Regions from separate parts of the Homo sapiens genome. Here regions 2, 3 and 4 are each linked to region 1. A link is a contact called in ENCODE Hi-C or POLR2A ChIA-PET data. All regions are on one chromosome and are shown on one strand. The core of a region is the stretch at or near the end of the contact, and the rest is flanking DNA. Distances in the headings are between cores, read along the strand shown. Region 1 holds the start of UBE2D3 (ubiquitin conjugating enzyme E2 D3). Region 2 overlaps DAPP1 (dual adaptor of phosphotyrosine and 3-phosphoinositides 1). Region 3 holds the start of LAMTOR3 (late endosomal/lysosomal adaptor, MAPK and MTOR activator 3). Region 4 holds the start of TET2 (tet methylcytosine dioxygenase 2).

The links. Hi-C counts contacts between places; a loop is a spot of excess contacts on that map. ChIA-PET counts read pairs that join two places held with the same protein, here RNA polymerase II (POLR2A). Pooled maps may share reads with other maps.
Region 2: a loop to region 1 is called in a pooled map, with 8 times the contacts of the local background. The contact joins the enhancer-like site here to the promoter of UBE2D3 in region 1. A Hi-C loop is called at or near these places in 5 of 37 single-sample maps with no recorded cell type and 11 of 50 pooled maps.
Region 3: a map of heart left ventricle shows a loop between it and region 1 (14-fold over the local background). The contact joins the promoter of LAMTOR3 here to the promoter of UBE2D3 in region 1. A Hi-C loop is called at or near these places in 3 of 168 maps with a recorded cell type or tissue (heart left ventricle, naive thymus-derived CD4-positive, alpha-beta T cell and sigmoid colon) and 11 of 50 pooled maps. POLR2A ChIA-PET finds 5 or more read pairs at or near these places in 2 of 52 experiments (CD4-positive, alpha-beta T cell and activated B cell).
Region 4: a map of CD8-positive, alpha-beta T cell shows a loop between it and region 1 (15-fold over the local background). The contact joins the promoter of TET2 here to the promoter of UBE2D3 in region 1. A Hi-C loop is called at or near these places in 3 of 168 maps with a recorded cell type or tissue (CD8-positive, alpha-beta T cell and naive thymus-derived CD4-positive, alpha-beta T cell), 2 of 37 single-sample maps with no recorded cell type and 13 of 50 pooled maps.

The regions. Positions count from the first base shown.
Region 1 is chr4:102,826,000-102,829,061 of GRCh38, forward strand. UBE2D3 (ubiquitin conjugating enzyme E2 D3) reads right to left here and starts at 1,552. Exons shown (of 8, transcript NM_181891.3): 1 at 1,428-1,552; 2 at 486-637. The coding sequence starts at 509. UBE2D3-AS1 (UBE2D3 antisense RNA 1) reads left to right here and starts at 2,056. Exons shown (of 2, transcript NR_131186.1): 1 at 2,056-2,186. RefSeq lists enhancers at 1-398, 981-1,542, 1,482-1,871, 1,543-2,104 and silencers at 1,232-1,281, 1,302-1,431.
Region 2 is chr4:99,845,961-99,849,022 of GRCh38, forward strand. All of the region lies in intron 3 of DAPP1 (dual adaptor of phosphotyrosine and 3-phosphoinositides 1), which reads left to right. Among named protein-coding and RNA genes, the nearest start is that of DAPP1, 31 kb to the left of the region's middle. Within about 2 kb of position 1,576, at least 6 of the 41 ENCODE cell types and tissues checked have a DNase peak (open chromatin) inside an H3K27ac peak, as active enhancers do.
Region 3 is chr4:99,893,013-99,896,074 of GRCh38, forward strand. LAMTOR3 (late endosomal/lysosomal adaptor, MAPK and MTOR activator 3) reads right to left here and starts at 1,415. Exons shown (of 7, transcript NM_021970.4): 1 at 1,323-1,415; 2 at 943-988. The coding sequence starts at 951. RefSeq lists a silencer at 1,514-1,603.
Region 4 is chr4:105,145,272-105,148,333 of GRCh38, forward strand. TET2 (tet methylcytosine dioxygenase 2) reads left to right here and starts at 1,605. Exons shown (of 11, transcript NM_001127208.3): 1 at 1,605-1,708. It overlaps LOC124900868, which reads right to left. Exons shown (of 3, transcript XM_047416559.1): 2 at 224-1,690. The coding sequence ends at 1,002. RefSeq lists silencers at 867-1,546, 2,510-2,579 and enhancers at 1,617-1,786, 2,130-2,179.

The DNA.
Region 1 (3,062 bases), core at 302-2,801:
GACCCTCAGTCAAGTTCGGGACTCGCCAGATTTTTTTTCTCTCCTCCGAGTTTTCTTTCTTACCCCTAGAAGGCCTAGATAACCTTGATCTCACAACTAAACTAAGTTTTCAAGCACCAAGAATAGGAAGCGCCATGACATCTGCTGGAGCGTCTCTCCGCAATTCGGACCCCCAAAAAAACTCCTTCTTAAGCAGCAAAAAAATAAAATAATAAAGGCGCCTTAAGTCACTCTCCTCCACCCCTAATTTGCACCGATTCCACTGAAGCACTCAGGATAACACCTCACTTGCCACAAGTGTTCTCCGTTTCCTAGCTTTAAACTTCATTTCTTCAAGAAGTATATCTGCGTTCTCCATCCCCCCATGGAAGAAGTGATCCAAGAGGTATTTTCAGAATTATGCTTCCTTCCCACCCCCACGCTTTCCTCTTGGCCCGAGCCTTCCTTTTCTCCTACCACCCCATGCCCTTGTCCCCGCGGGTTACCTTATTAATCCGTTTCAGCGCCATAGTGTGTGCTTGTCGTCTGGCTCCTCACTCTCTCGGTGTATGCTCAAAGGTCCGGCCAAAACTCTTGATTATCCCGGCGGCGGGGCAGGATTGTCTCGTCTCACACCAGCTCTGCCAGACACAGGCGCCTTTTGCAAAAACGGAGCAGATCAGCACTCGCACAGGCCCCGAAGAGCCCCTGATGAATCCAGGTCCCTTAAGACAGCCGCGATCCGGGGTGGGTGGGGTGGCGTGGCAAAGCCACCAACAGCCTCTGTACCGTGCTTTCGGCCCGAAGTGGGGGCGAGGGTGACGGGAAGAGCGGAGGTGGTGGCTACAAGTTTAACTTCCCGGCCTCTAGAAAGGAAGAGACCCGGGTGGGAGAGGAAGAGGCGTAGGAGAAAGGGGTGGGTGCGGGGCAGGGTCCGGAGCCCAGCAGAGGAGGAGCCGGGGCCTAGTCGGCGCTATACCGGCGTCACTAGGGCAAAGAAAGGCAAGGGGGGAGGGGGAAGCATAAGACTCCGGACGGACGCCGGGCTGCTTTCGGTTTCTGTCCAAAGGTGCGGCCGGGAAAAGGAAGGAAATAAAGGAAGGGAGACTTGATGTGTATTGCTATCCTCGCAGCGAGCTATTCTGTGTCACCCCTGACGCCACCGTACACTCACTCCGCCTTCCAGCGCGCTCCCGCGCGCGCCCGCCCAGCCACCTCCACCACGCGCCCGCGCTGTCCCTGAGGCTCCGGCTTAGGCGCGAGGACGCGCCCATTCCCCCTCCTCCTCCAGCAGGAGAGGCCGCGGCTTCCCCAACCTTCCCACCCTAACCCACCGCACCCAATAGGCTGGCCGCTCAAGCCGCCCAGGTCCCGCACTGCCCCTCTTACCCGGCCGGCCACTGGGCCGGCCTCCCTTCCCTGCCCTAGCCGTCCACACCCACGCGTACAGAGGGGCCGGGGCCTCCCTCAAGCTGCGGCCTCGGCCTCCTCCCCGCGCGGCAGCTGGTGCCTCCCCGGCCCTACGGGGCTCACGCGCACGACACAGCCACAAGATGTCCGCTCTGACGGAACTACTGCCAGCTGCCACGCTCCGCCCCTCCCCCTCCTCCTGCCTCTTCACCGCCGCGGATCAGTCCGCCAACGCCGCCGTCCCGAGCACAAGACCGATGTGAGGCCGAAGCCAGACGGCTTGCTTCCCACGTCCGGGGCCGAGTGAATACGTGTCAAGCCCTTTTCCTTCTTCTCGGAACAGCACCTTCTTACTAAACAGATCGGAGATTGGACCAGGAGGGCGGGGGAGGGAGGAGGATCATGAGCTGGGGGGAGGGTGAACGAGTGGCGGAAACCCTTAGGCTCAGAGAAGCATCGAGAACCGGAAGGAGACCATGGGAGGAAGGTAAAGGAAGCAGCCGCTGCGCGATCCAGCCCCACGCCCCTCCCCACAGCGTCCCCCAGTTTCCTCACTTGGTATCGAGGAGACGACTCTCGCGAGAACTTCGTGGCTGGCTAACCGAAGCGGTAGCTCTGCAATGACTTAAGAGCAGTTTTGTGCGCTTTTCCTGACGGGGTTCCGCCTCCAAAATGCATAAGTTCTCGCGAGACGCAGTAAGGCACCGGCTCGAACTGGGGCGGGCCACTGCCAGGAAAGCAACGCCCCTGAATGCTTATGCCGGTGGTTGGTAGAGGAAATGGAATTCCCCAGACTGGTAAGAGCGCGCGCAGACACAGCCTTGTCTCACGCGCCCAATCAGGAGCGTGTGGTGGGAGGTGCCAAGGATTAATTACCAGATACCTTTAGTCTAGCTCGGGCCGGGATTTTGAGGTTTCCGGTGGAGCAGGTGAGCAGTATTTACTCGCCTGCCCTCCTGGGCTGGTTATGCTGTGGGAGGAGGCGCCCCTCGAGATGGGAATAGTAGTTTTAAATAGACCCAGGTTGGCCGCTCATCAGCGCTCCCACGTGCTGAAGTCTAGTGCACGTCTGACCCTAAGGGAGCAATACTGAGAACAGCAGGGAGCAGGCTGAGTCAAGCTCAATTGAGTGGATGGGGCTAGGACAGAGAGAGTTAGGGGCAGGGTTTTCACTGGTCTCCGTAATCAGTCGCTGCCGTCCGCCAAGGTGTAGATGTGGGAACAAGCTTAAATTCTCAAACTTTAGCTTCTGTTGCTGTGTTTCAGTTCTTGAGCCAGAAAGTGTTGAGACTAATTAGTTAATTAGGTAGAGTTTAGAGTCAGAAAAACAATACAATACTTCCTGAAATATCCAAGTTGGGAGGTGGGATTTACCTCAGTAGGATTGGCCTGTTTTAGTCAAGGGTTTAAAGTATGGAGACGGCAGTTATGCTCTCTAGTGTATCCTTCAGGCAAAAGAAAGACCTTAATTTTTATGAGGAATTTAAAAGTGGGTAAGCACTGACCAGCTTAAGGTTTTTTAACATTCCTTAATGACCCCAGTTACCGAAGTGGAGATCTTCAATTACTTGGAAAAATAAACTTGTTTTAAAAATACACTTAATTTGAAAACTGTTGCAGAAAGTTTTACCTAATAAAAACTTAACACGTCAACAATGATGAATATAAGTAGT
Region 2 (3,062 bases), core at 326-2,825, 3.0 Mb before region 1:
ACATTTACAGGAAGCAGTACAAGCATTTGGTAATGAAGCTTCTCGATGTTTTTTTCCCCTTATTTGGGCCTGTATGCTTAGTTAGATTTACAGGATGTTAGAATTGAAAGGGAGCTCAGGGACTATTGCATTTTTCCTTTATAAATGAAGAAACTGAGGCCTGGTTAGAAATGGGGAAGCAAAAACTCACATCTCCTTTCTCAAGCTGCCTCCTAAAGAATCAATTTCTTCAAACTTTGATTTATACATGTCAACTCTTGCCCACAATACAGCACAGTATTTCACATGCCCTAGAAGTTTCCATGGTGACTAGATTGAGGCTGAGAATAATTATGGTATAATGAGTAAACACACAAATTCTAAGTTTCAACTCCAGCCTCTGCCATTTGCCGGCTCTGTGTGTCTCCTCAGGTAAGTTAAATAATCTCTCTGAGCTTCAGTTTCATCATCTTATGAAACTGATTAGATGGTAGTAGCTCATACTTTAATGACTTATTGTGAAGATTGAATGAAATTAGGCACATAGGACATTTGGAATGATTCTTAGCATAGTATAAGTATTCAATAATTATTATTCATATTTAATAAAATGCTTTTATGGTTATTAATTCCATCAGATTCTATGCAAAAGCTGTACGTTCTTTGATAAATAATAAAGAATTAGTTTAGGGACAATTGAATTTGCATTTATCAAATGTTTGTGATGTCCTCTTCAAACTTTAATCTAGTTCCATAGTGGACTCATATAAGTGGTAGAATCAAGTGAGCACTCCAAAAATAGTGACTTGACTTGGATATTTGAACAGAATTTTCTCCTACACTGACTAACTGGTATGTCTCTCCTAGTTCAGTGCACTTCACCCTATGAGACTGGAAATTAAATATTAAAACCCCTTCACATGTAAATGAACAAGGCTTAAAGTCCATTTGCAGAGCAGGTGGCAAAGAAGGAAGGAAAAAGATCTTGAATAACCCTATTCTCTCCCACCAACCCCAAGAAATCTACTTCTCATTGGAAGGAGGGGAGAGAGGAACTCATTATGCCAGTTGCAGAGCTTATTTTCTGAACCTGAGGGCAGTAATGAAACACGGATGGACATGATCTGATTTTAATTTAATTCAACAAAATGTTTTGAGTGAAATGGCCCTGTGAGCCACTGATAACATAGAAAGATAAATCAGATATTATTCTTGCCTTCAAACACCTTACAGGCTAGCTGGGGTACCTGATGAATAAGCACTGACCTCACTGCATAAAATAAATACTCTAAACAAAAGTTTTTCTTTAGGAGTTTTGTGTACCCTGTGCTACACTCTATTTCAGATACCAAACCAATGCCTAAGAATTGAGACTGTTCTTACTCTCTTTCTGAGTTCCTGCTGGAATACAAGATAAAGGGTCCTTCAATGCAATTTCATATTATTGCATACAGTTATATATGTAACTCTTACACATAACTGTAAGTTACCATTCAGTCAAAGTAAATGGAAATGCCTGCCTTGGTCCAGCTCTGATCATCTCAAAAACATACCTCCGCTAAGCATGGCTGAAACCAGGTTTCATGTCAAAGGCAGGAAACAATAGTCACCTTTACGTAGTTCAGAAACTGAAGTGAAACTTATAGCCAAGTTTCCAAGGCCTGTGGTTACTGGTCTTCCTCATTCTTCTTGCTCTGCTACCCCTGCCTCCTGTTGCCTTTTTCTAAATCTCCCAGCTGAGTCCTGGAGTTCATTTGGTCTGAATCTCAGTAACCCAGGGTCCCTTTCTTCCCGAGCTGAGGCACTAACTTGGACCTTGGAGGCAAAGTATTAAGAGTCTGTGGTAGCGACAGTAGATAAGTTTGTTTGTTTGTTTGTTTGTTTGTTTGTTTTGAGACAGAGTCTCACTCTGTTGCCAGGCTGGAGTACAGTGGCGCCATCTCGGCTCACTGCAACCTCTGACTCCCTGGTTCAAGCGATTCTCCTGTCTCAGCCTCCCGAGTAGCTGGGATTACAGGCATGCGCCACCATGCCCGGCTAATTTTTGTATTTGTAGTAGAGACGGGGTTTCATCATGTTGGCCAGGATGGTCTTGATCTCCTGACCTCATGATCCGCCCCCTCGGCCTCCAAAAGTGCTGGGATTACAGGCATGAGCCACCGCGCCCGGCTGATAAGTTTCTTTTGATTGGAAATGACAGAAACCAGCTCTGGCTAGCTGGGTTTTTTTGGTCTTGTTTTTGATTTTGTTTTTAAGTGAGTAGGGTACAAGAACAGGGAACAGGAGCAGAATTTTTTTTTTTTTTTGTGATGGGGTCTCACTCTGTTGCCCAGGCTGGAGTGCAGTGGCACGATCTCGGCTCACTGCAACCTCCGCCTCCCGGGTTAAAGGGATTCTCCTGCTTCAGCCTCCCAAGTAGCTGGGACTACAGACGCATGCCACCACGCCTGGCTAATTTTTGTATTTTTTTTAGTAAAGACGGGGTTTCACCGTGTTAGCCAGGATGGTCTCCATCTCCTGACCTTGTGATCCGTATGCCTCGGCCTCCCAAAGTGCTGGGATTACAGGCATGGGCCACCGCGCCCTGCCCAGGAGCAGAATTTTTTAAAAGGATATTAACAATATACCCTCCCAGAATTTAAGGGCAAGTTGAACAACCAAGAGACAACAAGGAATCTGCTTAGTAATCATGGCAAGTCTGAGGCTTTCAGTCAATTGATGTGTCTGTCTTGATTCATCTCTGATCGTCTCAGAAGTGTACCTCCGCTCAGCCTTTCTGAAACCAGGTTTCATGTCAAAGGCAGGAAACAATAGTCTACTTCATGTAGTTCAGAAATTGAGTTGGTGGACCTTCTCTCTAGAGAAGCAATTAAGTGGATCCCCAAGAAGTGAATCCAATTAGTGTGACCAGGTCAGGTATTCGAGGGCCGGGCCAGGTCTGGAGGTATAACATGGTTATAGGGAACCTATCTCTGTATACTGGGAGGTACAATCTCTGCAGAAGGGGAAATCATTAAGCCTCACAGCCATGCCAAGAAGTCTGTATATTGGCTCTTCCTTGGGCAAGAATAGTCATCTAAGGA
Region 3 (3,062 bases), core at 165-2,664, 2.9 Mb before region 1:
GTGTCAAGTGTTTAACACGAAACACAGTTAAGACTAAAGAAGTAGAAGACTATTTTATTTTTCTAAGCTGGGGCTCACTGCAACTTCCAACTTCTGGGCTCAAGCAATCGTCTCGCCTCACTTCCAGCATAGCTGTGACTACAGAGGTATCAATGCGCCTGGCTGATTTTTAAATTTCTTTTTGTAGAACGGGGTCTTGCTATGTTGCCCAGGCTGATCTTGAACTCCCGGCCTCAAGTGATCCTTCCATCTCGGCCTCCCAAAGTGCTGAGATTACAGACTAAGCAACCGCATTGGCCAGAAGACTATCTTATTTTGTCTCATTACACTCTCTTATCCCAGGAATTTCACTGACAATTTAGGTATCAATTTTGACCTCACATGGATTAATCAGGTATCTCTTGTTTTGAGCATCCAGCACTTACTATTCTCCAAACCCGACTGATCATTTTATCCTCCTACACACACACACACACACGTTACCATGTTTCTAAAGAGGCATGGGTTAGAAATCATCGTAAATTGCTACAATAAACCAAATGAGATATTGTTATCACTTACTGGAAAAAAGTATTGTGGGTACATGTCCTACTGACCAAATTCTGACAGGAAAAGCAGCAAACCATCATTCAGAATTTCAAATGGTAAATATACAGAGCCTCTCTTATGCCCCAGCTGGACTGGGGAGTAGGGAGAACCTAATTTTCTCAGTCTCAAGCACCTTAGTGTCCTACACCCCCATTCGAGGCAGAAACTCAGGATCCTGCAAATTCATTCATATTAGTCTCCCACTTCAGATATCAGAGAAAATAATTAACTGGGATGGGTGGGGCTGGGAGGATCAAAACAAATTTCTGTTTGGGAAGTTCTACCTCTCCCCGCTCAGTATGCCCCTCAAAATTCCCCACTCTCCCCTTCCTCTTATGTAGGGGTGTCACTCACATCCGCCATGATGAACCCCCTTCTCTCGCAGGATCAATCTCCACGCCTGGAAGAGAAACTCCCGGTGACTCTTCCCTCTTTGGCTTCCTCGTCCTCCCCACCCACAACTTAATACGCGAGATCAGCCCTGGTCAGAACCAGGTAAAACCCCCGCGGTTCTAGGGCTTGGCCCAGCGAGCCCAGTGGGAGTCGGAGTGCCCCAGCACCCCCACAGGTACTCAGCTGGCACACCTTACCTCAGCCCACCCCATCCCTGCCCCTCCACCCCAAAGAGCTAGGCCCAAAGAAAAGAAGAGAGGGTCCTCTCCTTCTGTTTAATCTCACCACCCGCGCCACCTGCGGGACTAGGCCTCAAAACCAGGCAAAGTAGCGCCAGTTACCTGGGGTTTCTGGGCTGCCTGGTTCTCTCCGCTGTCACTTCAGGGACAGCTTTAAAGACAGGTTCCTCCTCAAGCCACCGTCACATGATTCATGACCTCGTCTGCGCTCCAGGAAGCACTTTCTAAGCCGCCGTCGCCCTACGATACGGGATTTCCGGAGGGGCCCGGCGGAAGCTGCGAGGGCGCGTCCGGCGGCCGCGCCCCTCCCCTCCCCCCCGCCCCGCACGCGCCCCGCCCCTCCCCCGCCCACCGCGGGCCGCGTCTTGCGCCTGCGCCTTGTGTCACGGGCCGAAGGAAGTCAGCTGTGGGGTAGATTTGTACGAGATCGCTGGACCCTAAGGAACCCAGAAAATGCAAGCAAGGTTATGTGTTACAAGACATTCTTGTGCAGAGAGGGTGTATAAATGTCATTAGTTTTGCAGGGTCTGTTATCTTAAAACCTTTTCTTGTAGATGAAGAAATTTGAGGGGATGGTGTGATGAGCTGAAGAGCAAGCACCAGATTGCCTGTGATTGGAAGTACCAGGTCCACAGGTTTCTGACCTGTTTCCTAGGCTCTTGTGACTTCCCCATGGGTGCTCTTTACTGAAGGCCTTACCTAGATTGAATGGGGAGGAGCCATGGGTTTTCTGGAGCACTTCAAGCGTCTACTTTTAACATGCAGACACTGATTACGGGCACCTTCTATGTTCCCTTTTACATCAGAATTTTTAAAAATTAGTAAGGTCTCATGTAATAAATAATAATTGAAAAAAATAAAAGGCTTTCCGGGTGCGGTGGCTGACGCCTGTAGTCGCAGCACTTTGGGAGTCCGAGGCGGGACGATCCTTTGAGCCCAGGAGTTCCACAGCAGCCTGGCAAGATAGGACCCCATCTCTACAAATAATAATAATAATTAAGAATTATCCGAACGTGGCGTGCACCAGGTACTCGGGAGGCTGAGGCAGGAGGATCCCTTGAGCCCAGGGTTTGAGGCTGCATCGAGTGGTGATCGCCCCACTGAACTCCAGCTTGTGTGACAGAGCGAGACCCTCAAAAGAAAAGCTTCTTTAGAAATCGCATCCTCTTTCAGCTACCACACTGTTTTTCCTCTACTCCCTTTCATAGCCAAATTTTCAGAAAACTTTAGCCTGGTTTTCAATTGCTGCTTCCATATGTCACAAATCTAATCAGAGTTCTGTTGATTCTACCTCCTATCTTTGAAAACTATTCACCTATCTATATTCCTACCCTACTCCAAGCCATGATCATCTCTCTTTTGACAACAACCTCCTATTCTTCTTACATTCTCTTTTGCCCTCCAGTCTCCACACAGCAACAAAAATGATGTTCTAAAGACCCAAATCACATCATTTAACTCCTTCCTTGAAAATCAAGTTTATTGACTTAGGATAAAGTTCAATATCAGCATCATGGTTTATATATCATTCTTATGGGGATCTGGCCCCTATCTTAATTCTCTCACCTACCCTGGATTCCTTATGCTATGATCATACAAGTTTGTTTTCACTTCCATAAAGATTTTTATCACTTTACCAACTTAGCACGTTCTGCCTGAGATATTTCTCTAGCATACCTTAATCCTACTAATCTCATCTTTTGCATTTTGGCTTAAACTCACTCTCAGAGAAGCCTTCCCTGACCCTCACTGAATAGTTTAGGTCTTCTAGATAAATGCTTTCATTGTACCCTGTAATTTTCTTTGTAGAATTTATCATAATTATAATTATTTACTTGATAT
Region 4 (3,062 bases), core at 355-2,854, 2.3 Mb after region 1:
GTAAAATTAGGGCTTCGCTTTTAAAAAAAATTACAGACCAAAAAAAGTGTGGTTACACAATATAACTAGTATTGACTTAAGGGTACTGTGATCACCATGCAGTGATCCCATAAAAGATGTGACCAAAATACCCACTTAAAATTTGAACGTCAGTCATGTAAGAACATGTAAAAGATGAAGGGAATATTTCAAAAACGACTATCTGACGTAATATGATACTTACTATGACTCATATGGGCTTTGTTCTTCATCTCATCTTCAAATAAAAAGTTGATGATTAGAAAAAGGAGCATTAGAAGGGGGAAGTAACACTACTCGGCAATAGAGAAAAACTCCGGTCAAAGGAAGAGCATAGTTACAGAGCTCCGAATGTCAGGGAAAATCAAGCATCCGTCATTCGGAATTAGCTCTGTATCGGTCGGTTTCTTCATTACTTAATTGTACGGGGGGAAACTACTTCAAAGTAAGGGCTCTTACGAGAGGCAACTTAAGCATTTGAAAGTGCAGGTTTATTTCCTCCTAGCGAGAAGTAGGGGGTCACTAGTGAGAAACCTATTTCAATCTGTGAGACGCCCCCTTCTACTCAGCCCACGTGGCTAAAGTAAACAGAAGGTGGGCCGGGGCGGGGAGAAACAGAACTCGGTCAATTTCCCAGTTTGTCGGGTCTTTAAAAATACAGGCCCCTAAAGCACTAAGGGCATGCCCTCGGTGAAACAGGGGAGCGCTTCTGCTGAATGAGATTAAAGCGACAGAAAAGGGAAAGGAGAGCGCGGGCAACGGGATCTAAAGGGAGATAGAGACGCGGGCCTCTGAGGGTAAGGTGGGCGCAAGCGGAGGTGTGGTGCGGGGAGAGGTGCCAGTGGGTGGAGGCGGGGGCCAGAGCGAGGGCACGTGCGGGTACACTCCGGAGGAGGTGGGTGCGCGCGGGGGCGTGTGCGCGGGACCTCGAAGTGGTGGTGGAGTGCAGACCAGCAAAAAGTTTCAAAGGGAAATCTTAGATGTCACGTCTTTGTCCAGGCACCCGTGCCATCCCAACCTCCCACCTCGCCCCCAACCTTCGCGCTTGCTCTGCTTCTTCTCCCAGGGGTGGAGACCCGCCGAGGTCCCCGGGGTTCCCGAGGGCTGCACCCTTCCCCGCGCTCGCCAGCCCTGGCCCCTACTCCGCGCTGGTCCGGGCGCACCACTCCCCCCGCGCCACTGCACGGCGTGAGGGCAGCCCAGGTCTCCACTGCGCGCCCCGCTGTACGGCCCCAGGTGCCGCCGGCCTTTGTGCTGGACGCCCGGTGCGGGGGGCTAATTCCCTGGGAGCCGGGGCTGAGGGCCCCAGGGCGGCGGCGCAGGCCGGGGCGGAGCGGGAGGAGGCCGGGGCGGAGCAGGAGGAGGCCCGGGCGGAGGAGGAGAGCCGGCGGTAGCGGCAGTGGCAGCGGCGAGAGCTTGGGCGGCCGCCGCCGCCTCCTCGCGAGCGCCGCGCGCCCGGGTCCCGCTCGCATGCAAGTCACGTCCGCCCCCTCGGCGCGGCCGCCCCGAGACGCCGGCCCCGCTGAGTGATGAGAACAGACGTCAAACTGCCTTATGAATATTGATGCGGAGGCTAGGCTGCTTTCGTAGAGAAGCAGAAGGAAGCAAGATGGCTGCCCTTTAGGATTTGTTAGAAAGGAGACCCGACTGCAACTGCTGGATTGCTGCAAGGCTGAGGGACGAGAACGAGGTCAGAGCGCTTCTCTTATGCCGCGAAACTCTCCCTTTCTTCTCCCCTTCGCTTTTTCTCGGGCTTCCAGGGACTGGGGAGCAAACCCTGTAGTGTCACCCACAAATACCAAGAGGGAAGAGGGAAGCTTCACAAATTACTGGAGCCTCTTCAACATGGCTGACAAATATAGTTTTAATTCCCTCTACCCCTTTTAAACCTGTAGTTCTGTGTTCTCTTCTCTCCTCCTAATGCTCGTCCCCTCATCTCCCAGAAAACTTACCTTTGTGCCTCCGACGAGCCGGTTTCCCGGCCTTTTTTAATCCTCAGAAAAGTGATTTTTAAATTTGCTTTCCTTTCTAAAATAGTTCAGCTTTGGGGGCACTACTTTTCCCTTTAATCCTCTTCCCCTGTTTCTTTCGTGTAAGTGAAACGAGTCTCCCGTTTATCCTGAACAACCTCAGAGAGAACACTGATAGGGTGTTTTTCGACCCTTTTATCAGCTGTAGGGTCTGGGTCTGGGTTTGTGTCTGCCTCCTCCTACCTTCTTATCCCCCTTTAGGGGGCTGTACGAAGTGAATGTCACAGGGAGTGGAATTGGAGTACACTGAGTGGGTTTTTTTTTTCCTTAAGTCCGCGCGTTTTGTTAGCGGCGCTGAGTGAAAGAGGAAAGAATAGTTTCTCTGGTTCCCCAAACAAGACCAGAACTCACTTTTCTCAAGGTACATAAGTCAGCGCTGGGCTGAGCCTTCCAGCCTGGGGAATGTATGTAAGAGAATTTATGGACAAATCTGTGTCCCGGCTTTGTGCTTCTCCCGAATCAGCTTCGTTTGGTTCCTTGGTAAGTGACAGGCAGACACAAAGGCAGGCGCAGGCCCGGGGAGGGGGCGGGAGGGGGTGGGGAGCGCAGCGTTGGAGTTGCAAGACTGCAAGGTCAGGGGCGCCTAAAGAAATGAAACCCAATCCCAGCAAAGAAGTGAAGAGCAGATTTATAACAGTCCCATCCAAATTTCTCTTTGGCTTCTCTCTTTGGTCTTTCATCTCTCTGCCTTTCTCTCTGTGTCTCCTCTCTACTCTTTCTTCTCTCTCTCTCATACACATACACACACACACACACACACACACCTCACTCGCATCTTGCTGAATCTTTTCACTGGGACTGCTTGTCTAGTTTTATTAAGCTAATAGGGTTTGTATGGAGAGTTTTCTACCTATGACATAATGAAGTGTGGCCTGGATAGACTCCTGGAAAGGCCGAAAATGAAATATAAGTGTTATTTGCTGGTTATTCCCCTCATGATATACTTTTAATTACATTGAGGGAGTTCTCCCTTCTTCATCTAATGTTTAAGAATTGAGAAAAGGCTTATTTTCC